Linked DNA regions of Homo sapiens: region 1 is linked to region 2. Evidence: chromatin loops called from intact Hi-C (ENCODE). Cell type or tissue: chondrocyte. All regions are shown on one strand. Each heading gives the region's core, and the rest is flanking DNA. Links, peaks and the distances in the headings are about the cores only.

Region 1 (8,140 bases), core at 3,438-5,937, 370 kb before region 2:
TGGGACATAGACCTGGGACTTCTAACTCCAGGTCCTCACCCCTTTTCATTACAGAGCCACTGTTCTAACAAGGTACTGTTAGGTGAAGGAATCCCCAAACCTGATTCTTCTGGAATCTAAATAATGTATATTTCACAGCCAGAGTGTGACTTGTTTGGGATGATCTTTTCAAAAATTATCTTTGGAGCCCTGGGCTTCATATCATCATACTGAAAAGATCCTGTGGATAGAAGGCCAGGGGAGAAGCTTCCCTAATATTTCAAAGACCAAGGGCAAGAGTACAAATGGAGAAACATACATTTTGTTTAAATATGTAAAAGTTATAAACCAATCATTGAATAAAATGTTACTTCTAATCTTGACAAATGTATCTTCATAAAGATAAAAATCAAAAAATATGTATAAAGTTATGGTTTTAATTTAAATGAATCAAATATCAAAAGTGATTACATTTAGTTATTGCTGCATCTGGGTGTCTGTTAATAGTCTGGCAATGTTTGGATAAACAGCAATATTAAGACATACATAATTCAAAATTTACTATGTATATATTTCATTACATTCATTTTTTTTGTCTCCATTCTGGCAAAATCCTGTTCTATTGATAGCAATGATCTGAGAATTTAAAACTGAGACATATATTTGAACTCTAAACATCTGTGTAAATTTTAGTTAAAAATCTTAAAGTAAATGTAAAAAATTAATTAAAACTATATTATATGCTCTCAGATTAAATTTTCTCCTAAAATATAAGAAATACAACTACAACTGGTGAATATCAACTTTTATTTTACTTTTTGAAAATAAATCTTATCAAACATTTTTTACATGAAATCATTCACAATTATCTTATACCATATCCATCTAATTGTCAAAGTAAAAATTTGTGTTATGCACTACAAAAGTTATGTATAGACCTACACATATGAAAATTTAAGTGATGTGAATTATTTGATATTATAAAATATTCCTCAGCTGCCATTTGCAATTGTTGGGATTCCATACTAATTTGTGAGAAACTCTGAAGACATGAAATCAAAGAGCAAAAAAATAGACACTCAGCATTATAGAGAAATTATACTTCGTTGCACAAGAATTCATTGTATGCATGCTATCTGAGAGTAGAGATTTGACAAGTCAAATAATTTATCTTTTCACTTAACTACGCACTTTCACTGCTCCAGTTCTCTTGCACTTCAAAGCCATTTGTGTCCAATATCAACAGCAGCATAACCCATAAACCTTACAGTATTATTGAAACAGTTACTTTGTACTTTGAGCACACAGACCAAGAAATGTACTGAAGCATTTCTTTGGGGCCTGAGTGGTGTTAACCACAGGAGCAAATGCTGAGTTATGGGTAACAATGAACCAGCACTGACTAGTTGTGGCCAAAAGTATTATGTGTTCTTTACCACATTCATTGGTGTTTGTGATAGGTACAGCCTCAGTTTGAGCAGGAGCCCCTATTTTTCAGGAGTTAAGGTGGTACTGGACAGGCAACCCAACTTATATGCCAAGTCAAAGTCCAGATTCTCCCACATTCTTGTGATAAAGCCAATTTGCATCTTTCTCTAAACACTTTGATCTATTTAAATGTTATTTCAATGCTTTGATATAAAAGATAAGCAATTAAGACTTTATAATTACTCCTTTAGTGAAACAACTTGAAAACATTGTACATTATCACAGAGTTCATAAAGTCAGATTTCATGCTTACAAATAACATATCGATTAGGCACAAAGAAGATCCAGGAAAAAGAGAAAAGCTAGACGATAGTTTGAGTGAGAAGTGGCAGAGTTCATACTACTGTTCTCAGGCCCAGTCCTAGTCTCAGCCTTGGCATCCCCACTTCTCCTTATAGCTGCTGGATATTGATCCCTGCCTTGTTGGCTCAGTCCACTTCAGTTCCCAAAATCCATCCTGACCTCAAAGAGAGAGGAAATAAACTGCTCCAACCTCTTGTTTGGATGCATGAACTAGGCCTTGTGCAGCCGAAAGCACATTCTTGCCTCAGGGTCTTTGCACTGGCTATTATCCCTGCCTGCAAAACTCTTTCCCAAGATATTCACAATGCTTCCTTATCATTAAACTCTTTGCTCAAATGTCACCTTCTAAGTGAAGCCTACCCTGACCATCCCATCTAAAATTTCAATATTCCTTCAACACTCACAATCTCTCTGTTTTTTCCATACTAATTATTACTTGCTAATATAAGATAATTTACTTATTTATCATAATTTTTCTTTCTTTCTTTCTGCTGGAATATAAGCAACATAAGAGCAATAAGATTTGCCTTATTTTCTTACTGATGTATCTCCAGAATGTAAAATAGCCTAACAGAGTAGGTGCATGATAAATATTTGTTTAATGAATAATTGAATCCCCAAGTTGTTGGTCTATTGTAAAGAATCAATATGTTAGAGCAACTACTCTTGTTAAGGGGACTTGTAGGCCTAATCTTAGAGGCTACAACGCTATTCTTGCCATCTCCATCTTAAAAATCAGATCCTGAAGCCAATGTGCCTGCTCAAGCCCTACTATAGGTTTAAGATGGCAGTGGGCCTGCTGTAAACAGCTGGTACTGCATTTTTAGCTTTTGACTTCCCCAATTCTGAGGCCTCTGTTCCCCAACTTGACATTGTTTCTTTGAAGCCTTGGTCCCAGTGTCTTTTAGTTAGTATCCCAAGAAGCCTATACACTGCCTCTTCTACTCCATAATGAGTAAGAAACCTGGCTCTAGTCTCTATAATGACACTTTGTGTGGGTGATTAGAGCAGATTTCTATCTATTAGCTGTAGCTTATAATATGACTGAGATATGAGTCATAGCATAGGTTTTGCCAGGAAAGTAGCCATTGTTTTCCATTCTTTATTGTTTCTGATAAGAAGCCAGCCGTGATCTGCATCCATTTTCCACTGTATGTAATACATCATTGTTTCTCTGGTTGCTTTCAAAATTCTTTTTTATCTTTCCATTTTATCTATTTGACTATGATATGTCTTGATGTGATTTTCTTTGCATTTATATTTATTGGGGTTTGTGGGCGCATTTTGGATCTTTAAATTGATGTCCTTCATAAGTTTCATTCAGTGTTTCTTTAAGTATTTTTTCTGCTCAATTTTTTTTATCTCTTCTCTTCCCAGGACTCCAATTGCATACACATTAAGCTACTTGATAAATGGTTTGACAGTTCTCTGAGAGACTGTTCATTTTAATTCCATCATTTTTTCTCTGTTCTTCGGATTAGATCATTTCTATTGATCTATTTTCAAATTCACTGACTCTTGCTATTTTTAATCTACAGTTAAGTCAATAAATTTTTATTTCTATAATTTTATTTTTTTCAGCTCTAGAATTCAAATTTTGTTCTTTAATATAGTTTTTTTCACTATGGATATTCTCCATTTGCTTATTCATTGTACATATATTTTCCTTTAAGTCCTTGACTATATTTATAACAGCTGCATTAAAGTCCTTGTCTGATAATTGCAGCATCTAGACAATATTGGGTCTGGTTTATATTTTTCTCCTCGTCCTCATCTTCCTTCTTCTTGAGTATCACCATCATTTTTGTGTTTCTACATGTCTTATTTTTTAACTGAAAACTGTACATTATGAATATATAGAGTAGATGTTGAGAGCTATGAGGTGTCAAGGTGATCAATTCAGGCAACAGCCAAACTGAAAGCAACAATCAAGCCTTTATTCACTTACTGTGTTAGTCTAAGCAAGAGGCCAAAAAGAGAAGAGTAGTGCCAGTTCTCTCAATGCTCCATTTTTTCCTCATGGAGTGCCACCAGGTGAGGGTCAGATGGATCACTGCAGCTGGGGAACAAAAGGTTCCTGCCATTTTCTGGACTCGGGGGATGGAATGAGAGAAACAGGAAAAAGATACGCATGAAAGACTGAGTCAGAGTGGTGAAAAGTGTCCTCAAGGATAAGGAGGTCTTAGCAGTGGTGCCTGCATGGTATCTAAGCTGAACCCCACCCCACCCTACCCATAAGGAGGCTGCTGAATGGAGGTGCCTTGGCTGGAAATGCAGATATGCACAAGAGCATGGCTAGCTAGGGTTGGTGGAGAGGGTGACTGAGTCCTCCACTTCAGAGTCTTCAGTCTCTGAAGGAGTCTCAACTTCCTTCAGAGATTGCAATGTACTAACTGTGCACCAAGTCTGGCACGGGGAGGGAGGGTAAGTTTTCCCCCTTGCCAGGCTGCCAGGTAAATCTTTGTAATTGTTTATGGTTATACAATTTTGACCTGAAGCCAACTCCTCCATGGAGGCTTTAGATTCTGTTATTTCTCTGGAGCATGATTTGTTTTTTTTCTAGCAGAGAGTTAACTTAGCTAGAGTCAAACTCCAAATGGTCTCCCTTTCCATTGGCAGCAGCTAGAATCTCCACTCAGTTTTTTCAGTTTTCAGCTGCTTCTTTTTGATCAGGCTCTCTTGGGTCCCACACTTATAGTATAGTTTGACAGCTAGCCAAAGCTTTGGGCATATTTTAAATGCATATTTTGGGGCTCAATCCCTCTGAGGAACCCTTCCTTCCAGGATTTCCACTATAGAGTGGGTTGAATGGTAGCCCCCCCCACCCCTGCCAAAATATATTTCTGCATCTTAATCCCTGGAACCTATGAATGTTACCTTCAAAATGAATAAATGAAATGAATGGGGCAAAGATGTGATTAAGAATCTTGAGAGCAGGAATTTATCCTGGATTATCTGGGTGTGCCCTAAATGCAATCACATGTATTCTAATAAGAGAGAGACAGGAAGTGTTGGGACAGAGACACATAAAAGAAGACATACAGAAGAGTAGGAGGCAATGTGACTTTGGAAGCAGAGAGTGTAGTGATAATTTGCAAGCCAAAGAATGCCTAGAGTCACCAGAAATTTGAAAAGGCAAGGAATGGATTTTCCCTAGAGCCTCCAGAGGGAGCACGGCTCTGCTGACTCCCTGATTTCAGGCTGCTGACAGCCAGAACTGTGAGAGAATAAATTTTTGCTATTGCAGTCCACCTAGTTTATAGCCACTTGTTACAGCAGCCGTAGGAAACCAACACACTTTTGAACATTCTGGTTGCTCTAATGCTGTGACCTTTGCCCTCTCACACCTCAGGACAGCACATTTGTGGATTTCTGTGCTCAGAGTAGTGGGTGAATTGGGGAAAGTACTCAGGCAAAAAGCCTCAAACTATAAATCCCTGGGTCCTCTTAATTATGCCCTTAGATTCAGGTTGTTTCAACACAGCTCCTGGGTGAAGGGCTAGGATTGCAAGTTGTAAACACATTTGCTAATCTCACTTTTTACCAGTCTGGAAATAGCATTTCAGTTTACTGGCCATGGGGCAGTGCTCCTAGCATAATGCATGGTAATGCCTCTGGTACCTGAATGAACTTTAAGAAGTATGCTACAGTGCAAAATGATCACTCCATACTGCTTAATACTTTGCTTTCCCTGTTACAAAATCAGGAAAGCAAATTGGTGCTGCCCCATCATGAACCCTGGCTCACTCTTTCTTCCTAGGAGCCCATATGGAGGAGCCCATCAAGGTTATCTGTGAATTTTTCCACATGTGGCAGCAAGGGGGATCATTGCGCTGGAATCTGATTTAATCTGATTATCAGGTACCTCAAACAAATGTAATACATCATTCCTTGGCTTAACATCCTTTTTAAAAAAACTTTTCACACCTTCAGAACAAATTCCAAATTGTATGGCATATAACGTTTTTCATTGGTGGTTTCCAAGCTAAGATTTCACCTTTTTACTGTGTCTCAAACATGCCAGGCTCTTTGATGCCTTTCTTCTTAGCCACATGCCTCAGGATAGTTTTAAGGCTACTCACAAATATTCTGCTTCCCACTCTCCAGGAACATGGAAGAATGACTCTCCCGCCCACTTGAAGTTAGGCGTGGCCATGTGCCTTGTGTTCCCCAGTGGAAGTTGAGTAGAAGTGTTGTGTGTCACTTTTGGAGCCAGTATGTTTTGATATATTTAATTTTGTCTCTGGCATGGTAACAAGCAACTTTGAAGCTTGCTTCCTGAATGACAGTAATACACAATGTGCCTGCAAACCCAGAAAGGGCACACAGTGAAAGAAATAAACCTTTACCATTTTAAGCTGTTAATGTTTATTGGCTGTTTATTACAGAAACAGCTGTAATGTCTTGTTATTCTTAGTGTTACAGGACAGAGAAATATGTTACAGGAAAGGGGTCCCCATCCAGACCCCTAGAGAGGGTTGTTGGATCTCACACAAGAAAGAATTCAGGGCGAGTCCGCAGTGAAAAGTGAAAGCAAGTTCATTAAGAAAGTAAAGGAATAAAAGAATGAGTACTCCATAGACAGCATAGCCGAGGGCTGCTGGTTGCCCATTTTTACGGTTATTTCTTGATGATATGCTAAACATGGGGTGGATTATTCGTGCTCCCCTTTTTCAGACCATATAGGGTAACTTCCTGACGTTGCCATGGCGTTTGCAAACTGTCATGGCACTGGTGGGAGTGTAGCAGTGAGGATGACCAGAGGTCACTATCCTGGCCATCTTGGTTTTGGTAGGATTTAGCCAGCTTCTTTACAGCAACCTGTTTTATCAGCAAGATCTTTATGACCTGTATCTTGTGCCGACCTCCTATCTCATTCTGTGACTTAGAATGCCTTAACTGTCTGGGAATGCAGCCCAGTAGGTTTCAGCCTCATTTTGCCCAGTTCCTATTCAAGATGGAGTTGTTCTGGTTCACATGCCTCTGATACTTGCATGTCTATAAAAGTTCTACTTTTGCAGCATTCAATGGCCAAGTAAAATGGCCTCTCTGGGAAACCTTCTCTAACTCCACTATGCAAGTAGGCACTTCCTTTTCTGTACACCTTGGTTGTTTTTTCTTTTCAAGACCAATATACCTCTACAGTTGATGGTTTTAGGCCAAACCAAGTGTGCCAAAAGAAAGTGAAAATAACTGTTGCTTTTTTTCTACTTACTCTAGGATGAAAAAATGGTCTCTGCATTTATTTCTACTTCACAGAACAGAGTCCCAATTCTGGTAGTCATAACTTTGTGGGCAATTTATCCTCCCCTATAGGAAACCCAGGTTTTAGTAAGATGCTAGGGGGTGAGTGAAATCTTGATTTGAACTTAGAAAACTGTAGTAGTTTAGCTGTTTTCTATCACAATGCTAAGTTGCCTAAATGTCTTTCCAGACATAAAAGAAGTCTTCACAACAATAAGGAGTAACAGTGATAGAAGATCTTGCTCATGATATAATGAGGCCAATTCAGTGTGCAACGGGGCCTCTGCTCCAGGTGTTCAGTCACCATGTGTGGAACTACAGCAAATACTATGAGAAAGAGAGAAATTCTGCCTTTGCCCACTGCGTTTGATGATCTCCTTGCCAGTTGTGGATTGGCAAATGGAAAGGAAGTATCATCAGGAAGGGAGAAATAGAGATACAAAAAGATGAAGTTTCACGGCCAACATCCCACAGGAATTTAATGATCAAGCAATGGCATCATTATTTATTTGTAGATATGATGTGATTTTTAGGGGCAGTCAGAGGCTTTCTCTGTCCACAGTTGCCTTTGTGGTACCTAAAATCCTACCACCGAGGAGTAATTTTCTTTGGATTGTAAAGTCTGTCTGACTTCTAGGGTTCTCCATGGTCATGTAACTATCATGGGAGGAAGTAACAACTTCCTCCATGAGCTAACATGACAATTGTGAAAACAAGGCTCTGTAAAAAAGGAACAAGGCTAGGCATCTGCTGAGAGGGTAAGGACATGAATCATGTCCACTGATTTCTACTTCAATGTTTAACTTCTAGAATACTTAGCTTTGAGAGCCAGATTTAGGAAGAGAAAGGGCAAGAGGTGGCCTATGGAGGGAAGGAGAAGCAGCTAGATATGTAAAATAGCTGATCTGAAATTATCCACTAATTCAAGTTAAGGTACATTAATTTCTCCAGAGGCTGCTGGGATGCTTTGTCTTGGTGCAATGAGCTAAATGAAACTGTTCTGTAATTCATCACTGAAGTTACTGCCTATCACTTTCATTTCTCACAGGTGCCCAGCCATAAGTAAGCAGATTATGCTGCTTGCTATCCACAGGGATGGAGTGTGTTTGTTTCATTGCTATTTAAA
Region 2 (8,140 bases), core at 3,380-5,879:
TCAGAGAGGGAAAGAGCAGCCACAGCCATGAAGCTGGCCAGTGCATGGCTTCCTTAGACAGAAGTCTCAGGGAGCCCCATTCAGGCCTGCATAAGCCCCCGGGATTCCAGCAAGACATGATGGAGGAGGTGGGCTCCCAGCAGTGGACCCTGGACTCCTGCTAGTCATAGCTGAGGACAGCGGGCCTGGGGCAGGGTTGGGAGAGCTGTGGCTGCTTACAGACTTATTCCAGGAAAGCAGAAATGTGCTGTACTTTGCCTCGTTGCACTCACCTACTTTAGGCCCCTTCCCAGTTCTGCCACCCCATTCTCACTCTTACATACACAGAGCTCTTGAGTTTACTGTCTTTCATTTTAATGCCTAACATTTAAAAAAAACTTTTTATCATGGAGAAATTCAGACAAATGCAAAAGTAGGTTAAATAGCACAATGAACCCTCATGTACCCAGCACCAAGGTTCAGCAACCATCAATTAATTTATAGTCAATCTTGTTTTAACCAAAAACCCTACTTATTTCTCCCCTCTGATATTATTTTGAGGCAAATCCCAAATATTTGGTTTGGGATTGGTTTCGTCAATTAATATTTTGAGCTATACCTCAGAAACTGATTCCTTTAAATATATATATAACCTCAGTGCCTTCACCACATCTAGATAACACAAATTCCTAACATTATCAAGTATCTGGTCAGTGATCTCATTTCCAAGAGTCTCCTAAATACCACTTTTACCATAAAACTTAAAGTATAATAATAATAAAATTTAAAAAAAAATACCACTTTTACCTGCCTCGGGAGGGGCGCTGGCTGAAGCACAATCAAAAAGCAAGGGGTGATCGGGCATGGTGGCTCACGCCTCTAATCCCAGCACTTTGGGAGGCTGAGGAGGGCAGATTGCTTGAGGTCAGTAGTTCAAGACCAGCTTGGGCAACATGGTGAAACCTCGTCTCTACTAAAAATATGGAAATTAGCTGGGTGTGGTGGTGGGTGCCTGTAGTCCCAGCTACTCAGGAGGCTGAGGCAGGAGAATCACTTGAACCCGGGAGGTGGAGGTTGCAGTGAGCCGAGATCACACCACTGCACTCCAGCCTGGATGACAGAGCGAGACTCCATCTCAACAAAAAAAGAAAGGGGCATGAAGTAAGACAGGAAAACATGTGACCCTGCTTGTGGCCAGGACCAGGCTGGTGGCAAAGTTTCAAATGGGGGACAAAAGGGTGAGAGATGGCTGGGCACAGTGGCTCATGCCTGTAATCCCAATACTTTGGGAGACCGAGGCAGGCCGATCACAAGGTCAGGAGTTTGAGACCAGCCTGGCCAACATGGTGAAACCCCATCTCTACTAAAAATACAAAAATTAACTGGCAGGTGCCTGTAATCCCAGCTACTTGGGAGGCTGAGGCAGGAGAATCGTTTGAACCCGGGAGGCAAAGGTTGCAATAAGCAGAGATCATGCCTTTGCACTCCAGCCTGGGTAACAGGGCAAGACTCCGTCTCCAAAAAAAAAAAAAAAAAAAAAAAAAGGAAAGAAAAGGAAAAGAGAAGAAAAAGAGAGATGCCCAGAGATAACCGGGGCCAGGGGCAAGTGGGGAGCAGAGAGGGACAAAATTCTCTCCCACTCTGGAAAGGTGAGGTTCAGATGAGGAGGGACTGTCAGAGAACAGCCAAATGACTTTTTCTTCCTGAGAGTTGGGTATTCTTTTTATCATCAGCGAGCAGAAGTGCTCAACTTGGCAGGTTCTGAGGATGAGATTAAATTTCCTCATGAGGCAATCATTGTGATGGTGGCAGGGGAGAGGGGGCAGGAAAGGAAGTTAGATTTGATTAGGGAATAACTGTCAAGGCCTAGCTCTGCCCCTTAGGAAAGCGAGATTCAAGGAGGAAAGGGTAGGATTTTGCCCTCACACCAACCTAGCCTTAAGGCCTGCTGCCACCAGTTACTAGCTGTGTGGGCTCGCAAGCTGCTTAACCTTTTTGAGCCTGTTTCCTCATCTCTACAATTATGAAACAGGAAAAATAAAAGGCCCCTAGAGAATTAGATTCAGGAAGTTGTGGAAAGTGCCCAGTTAGTCAGAATGGGAAGGAGCCTGCTTGTTGGTTCCTTCTCTACCTTCCGTCTTCTCCCTTGACATCTAGATCCAATCCCTGTACAGTTGAGGACACCAGCCTCTGCAGGGATCCCTGAAGACAGATTCTCAGTCATTGTCAACCACACCACCTGGTCCAGGTAGCTTTCCCACTGTTGGGAACTCCAGGCTTTCTCCTCCACTCTAGAAAGCCTGGGTGAATGCAAGTGAGGCTGCAGGGAATGTTGTCTGAGACTGGGATGGGATGGGATGGGATGGGATGGGATGGGATGGGATGGGATAGCTAAGGACAACCGTGGTGGCAGGCCACTTGAGAAGACAGGAGAGACCACAGGTCTGAGACTTCAGAGTAATCAGATAGCCCTGGAAGCTCTGAGAAGGTGGGGGCATTGGCCCAGCACTTCAGGGGGCTATAACCCATGCAGTCACACAGGCTCCATGAGTAGAAGGGCCCTGAACTTGGTTTAACTGCTGTCTACTGTTGTCATCTTGAAATTCTTAAAATTTTTGAACAAGGGCCCCATGTGTTTATTTTATTTATTTGTTTGTTTGTTTTTTACAGACAATAAAAAGTATGTTGTTTACGGACAGGGTTTCACTCTGTCACCCAGGTGAGAGTGCAGTGATGCAATCATAGCTCACTGCAACCTCAACCTTTTGGGCTCAAGCCATCCTCCCACCCCAGCCTCCCTAGTAGCTGGGGCTACAGGCACGCACCACCATGTCTGGCTAATTTTTTTTTAATTTTTGGCAGAGACAGGGTCTGGCTATGTTGCCCAGGCTGGTCTCAAACTCATGGTCTCAAGTGGTCTTCCTGAGTTGCCTCTCAAAGTGCTGGGATTATAGATGTGAGTCACTGTGCCTGGCCCCACATGTTTTTACACTGGGGCCTGAAAATCATGTTTCCAAAACTGCCCAGCACCAACCTGCCAGCTCTGGGAATTCCAGCTCAGCATCCCTGAGCACCCCAGGTGAAGAAGTGGAGAAAGGAGGGGGTTTCTAGAGCAAGTGTTTACAAGGAGACAGAAAATTGAGGGGCCAGCAAGAAAGTGGTTCAAGTGATCAACCGAGAAGGCATCTAGGATGGGTGGAGTCAGCAGGGGACTGATGTATCAGAGGAAAAGGAAAGAGTCTGGGATCTGGGGGTCTTACACATAGACACCACTAGTTGGAGCAGAGGTAGAAGTGTGATTGCACCAGAAGGACAGGGAGCTGGCTAGTCTGGGGCCACAAAAACCAGAGTTTAGGGGAAGATCAGGCAAGCTGTGGCTGTTGATCATGGGACCAGGCTGAGGATGGGAACCGGTGGGAGGATGGGAGCAGTGTCCAAGCAGCAAGTGGAGCACAGTCCCTGATATTCAGAAATTTAGGCAGGCAGGCAGCACCAGAGAAGTTGGCACTAAGGACAAGGGTCCCAGCCACTGTGCAGGGATTCAAGGACAAGACTGGAGTGGGGTGTGCCCAAGCCCTAGAGGGACTCGGGCCTGGACAGGCTCTCAGAACCGAGGCCAGAGCACCAGTGTCCCCATGCCTCCCCCAGAAAAACCCATAACAAGAGCGGCACACAAGAAAAGGGCCAGGTGGGCTGTCTGGGAAGGCCAGCATCTCCTTTGCCACGGCTCCTCCCATGGGTGCCCATTGTTACTCTGTCCATCATTACCGTTTGGCACAACCATCCCCCACAACACCTTTTTCACCCACAACACTTTTTTCTCCCTTGATAGCCTGGAGGCTTCTGAAAGGGAGACACTTTCTCCCCTTTACCTGCTCATCCCCAACACTAAGCAAGGTGTTTGGCACATAGTAAGTGCTTAATAAATGGTGTCTGGCTGGCTGAGCGCGGGCCAGCTGGAACACGGATGGTAGCCCTGCTGGACATTGAGAGGGAGGCAGGGGTGCATAAAAGGGGCATCTGCCAGCTCTGGTATAGACCGCCTGGGTTCTAACCATGCCTCTGCTACTGCTAAATGGACCATCTCGGCCAAGTTATCCAACCTCTGCCCCTATGTTTCCTCATTATAAAATGGAAATTTTTATTTTGTATTATCTTATGTACCTTTGAGTAAATGTGTACATAGCAGTTAGAATAGTGCTGGACAGCACTTTAGGAGGCGGGGGCGGGAGGATCACTAGGTCAGGTGATCCAGACCATCCTGGCCAACACGGTGAAACCCCGTCTCTACTAAAAATACAAAAAATTAGCCGGCCTTCGTCATGGGCTCCTGTAATCCCAGCTACTCGAGAGGCTGAGGCAGGAGAATCGCTTGAACCCGGGAGGCGGGGGTTGCTGTCAACCCAGATCGCGCCATTGCACTCCAGCCTGGGCGACAGAACGAGACTCCGTCTCAAAAAAAAAAAAAAGTACTGGACGTGCCACGCACTTGCTAACACTATCATTAATATGACAGGTAAATAACATCTTTGTGTGGCGTGTTGCAGCTGTCACAGCCGCCAGCAGACAGCCGACTCCCTCACCAGTAAACACCGCGGCTTAGGTGTTGCCCACCGGGCACCGGAAGGCGGCCCCCTTCTCGCTCTCCAGTGAATGTTCCTAAAACAACTGCGGGGTCCAAGAGCACAGGGAGAACAGCGCCCCTGACGCAGGCTGCGCACCCGCCCGGAGGAGGCAGTGCGTCAGTCCTGAGGTCACCGCCACCCGCTCCCGGGGGACGGCCGCCTGGGCAGGTGAGGAGGCGACCACCTCCCAGACGCCTGCCGGAGCTGCGGCGCACCGACTCCCTGCTTCTCCGAGCGGCGAGCGCCACCTGGAGGCTCCCTCGAGATCTGCATTTAGGAGGCGACGGGTCCTTTCATCGTTTTATTCATTAAACATTTATCGAGGCCTGGAGCGATGGTTCAAGCCTGTAATCCCAGCACTTTGGGAGACCGAGACGGGCGGATCACTTGAGGTCAGGAGTTGGAGACCAGCCTGGCCAACATGGCGAAACCCCATCTCTACTAAAAATACAAAAATTAGCCGGGCACGGTGGCGCACACCTGTAATCCCAGCTACTCATGATGAGGCTGAGGCACAAGAATCGCTTGAACCCGAGAGGCGGAAGTTGCAGTGAGCGGAGATGGAGCCACTGTGTGTTAGGCTCTGGCGACGTGGGGAGAAATAAAGATAATGTCTTGTTTCCCAGGGCATTAATAGCGTGATGGGGAAGACAGGCCATCAACAATGTGCAACACTAAGGGCTAGGAAAGAGGTGGATACAAAGGAGGGAATAAGGAATGTGGTCATTCCTTAAGGTGTTTATTGGTGCCAGGTACTGTTCAAGGCACCAAAAAGAATGGAACCAAACAGAGATCCTGCTCCCAAAGAGCTCATAGTGGAAGGACAGCCAGACAAGCTTAGAATTACGGGACAGGCCTAAGAAGGAGCCAGACTGGGGACCAGAGGCGTCCGAAGGGAAGTCCAGGAAGTACCGCAGGAAAACGTGATATATATTAAATCTTAAAGAATGGGCAGGATTTTGCCAGGCTTAGTGACAAGATATCTTCCGTAAAATCGTGGAACTGAAAAGAAAGGATATAGGTTGAAGAAGGGCTAGTTCTGTGTCTGAAATAGAAGGAACATGAAAGAGAAGTGCTGGGACATGGGGCAAAAAAGGGAGTTTGGGGCCAGATCGTGAAAGCCTTGGTTTAACAGGTGAAAAGTTCAAATTTGATCCAGGTAGCTGGCAGAGTCAGAGGTTCTAAAGCAGAGACCTGCTCTATAGAAAGCTCACCATGAAGTACAGCAGTGATGGTGGATGAAGATACCAACAGCTCAACCTCCTATGTGCCAGGGAAATGCTGAGCGCTTAGCACCTGATATTTATCTTAATTCTCTAAATGGGCCTATGGGGTAAGCATATTATTATCCCAATTTTATTGGAATACTTCCCTGGTAGGGCCCCTAAACAGGTAGCCATCAAATGCCTGATAAATTCCAGCTAGCTTTAAATTCTAGTCGCTACAGAGCAGAGCCCTTCCATCGCACTGAGCTGAAGGAGCCAGATGGGCATTACAGACAAGACCCACTCAGTAGGTGAAATCAACAGAGCCTAATGACTATCTAGATCTGCAAGATGAAGAATAGGAAAGAGCTAAAGACAAGATTATGATGAAAAGTTTGATTTTGAAATAATACATTTTTAAGAGCTGAGAAAAACCGTATCCATCATCCAGAACAACCGCCTATTCTACCCACACTCCCAGCACCACATCAGTACACGTGTGCCTGTACTCACCATTCTGCCTTGCCTCCTGCTGGCATGGACGAGTGCTGCGTGTTCCTAAGTGCCACCTTCCGCTGTGCACTCGATCCCATCCTCGCGCCCACGCAAGAACATCGCTTCATCAATTGGTCCTTCTCTCACATATGAAATTTTTGGTCTTTCTACTGAGTCATTCCCATAAATATACATGTGTACTACAATTTCTCTCATCGTAAAAAATAATAAAAATATTTCCTTGACCTCAAATCTCATACCCCTGCCATTCAATTACACCAATCCTCTCCAAAAGAGTTATTTATACTCAAACTCCACTTTCTCTCCTCTCGTTCTTTCTTGAACCCACTTCAGTTTCATTCTCACAACTTCACCACAATTACTCTTCAGGTCCACATTGCAAATCCAACGGTCAGTTGAGAGTCCTCATCTTAGATGACCTGTCAGCAGACTTCCACACAGTTGAGCCTATTCACTCAAGTGCCTAAGGCTATGCACATTCTTCTCTACTGACACTCACTTCCTCGTGATCCTGCCTGGCCTCACGTTTACAACTCCGAATATATTCTTTCCAGCCTGAACTCTCCTCTGAACTTCAGACCCATACATCCCCAACTGCTGACTCAATATCTGCACGTGGATGCCTAATGCGTTCAAACGTAGCATGTCCAAAAGCAAATTCCTAATCCTCCCCCTTCAAACCTTTTGCTCCCATTTGCTCCCACAGCCTTTTCCATCTCAATAAATCAAAACTCTAATCTTCCAGTTGTTCAGAATAAATGCTGTCATCATGTTATCTGTATTTGTCGATATAAATTAGGTGATGCTTCCGTAGCAAAGAACCCCAAAAACACCACAAATGTTCATGTTTTTGCTGATGTCCAGGCTGAGTTGACAGGAGACTCTACTCATCAGTTTCACTGAGGGACTAAGGCTGACGGAGGCTGTATCTTGACAAAATGTTTTCATGTTTTTAGAGACAGGGGAAGGTGCATGTTGCAGGGTCTTGCACTTGCAGTGAAATGCTTCTGCCCAGAAGCCCCGTGCACCTCTTCTGCTTACATTTTATTGTCCAAAACAAGTCATATGGCCACACCTAACTTAAAGGAGGGTTGGAAGCACAAACTTACTAAGTGCCCAAAAAAGAAAACAACTGGCTGGACACGGTGGCTCACACCTATAATCCCAGCACTTTGGGAGGCCGAGGCAGGCGGATCATGAGGTCGGGAATTCAAGACCAGCCTGGCCAACATGGTGAAACCCCATCTCTAATAAAAATACAAAAATGAGCTGGGCTTGGTGGCAGGTGCTTGTAATACCAGCTACTCTAGAGGCTGAGGCAGAGAATTGTTTGAACCCGGGAGGCAGAGGTTGCAGTGAGCTGAGATTGTGCCACTGCACTCCAACCTGGATGACAGAGCAAGACTCCATCTCAAAAAAAAAAAAAGAAAACAACCAAAATATTTGTGAACAGCTCTAATGATGACCACATCATGCTCAACTCCTTTTTTGCCCCTCCCTTTGCACATGCAATCCACCAGCAAAACTTTTCTGACTTTCCAAAATTATCCAGAAATCTGACCTCTTCTCCAGCTCCTCCAAAGCACCAACATCTTTCATCTGGGTCATTACAATAGCCTTTACTGGACCCCCAGCTCCTGCCCTTGCCTCCTCCCACCCCCTACAGCCTGTTCTCCACACAACACCAGAGCAATTCTTTTAAACATGTAACTCCACTCTCAAACCCCTCTAATATTTCCTATGTGACTGAGCACGAAAGCCAGAGACCTTCCAGTGACCCATGATGCTACACAACCTGCCCACTTTGTCCCCACT

Evidence for each region. Hi-C counts contacts between places; a loop is a spot of excess contacts. Peaks named below come from ENCODE experiments on the same cell type or tissue, not always from the same donor. Only the 100,000 strongest peaks of a DNase experiment are listed, where the experiment ranks them.
Region 1: it touches region 2 in a loop (4-fold over the local background); 3 of 110 quality-filtered maps call a loop at or near these places.

Annotation. Positions count from the first base shown.
Region 1 is chr2:75,287,724-75,295,863 of GRCh38, reverse strand. LOC107985900 (a long non-coding RNA gene) reads left to right here. Exons shown (of 2, transcript XR_001739546.2): 1 at 1-8,140. Among named protein-coding and RNA genes, the nearest start is that of TACR1, 92 kb to the right of the region's middle. RefSeq lists an enhancer at 8,084-8,133. In chondrocyte, for the core only: CTCF peaks have their summits at 4,731 and 4,935 (motif pointing right); no DNase peak of the experiment used is centred there.
Region 2 is chr2:74,916,642-74,924,781 of GRCh38, reverse strand. All of the region lies in intron 1 of LINC01291 (long intergenic non-protein coding RNA 1291), which reads right to left. LOC105374809 (a long non-coding RNA gene) reads left to right here. Exons shown (of 5, transcript NR_187884.1): 5 at 4,496-6,556. Among named protein-coding and RNA genes, the nearest start is that of LINC01291, 12 kb to the right of the region's middle. In chondrocyte, for the core only: CTCF peaks have their summits at 4,596 and 4,843 (motif pointing left); a DNase peak (open chromatin) is centred at 4,780.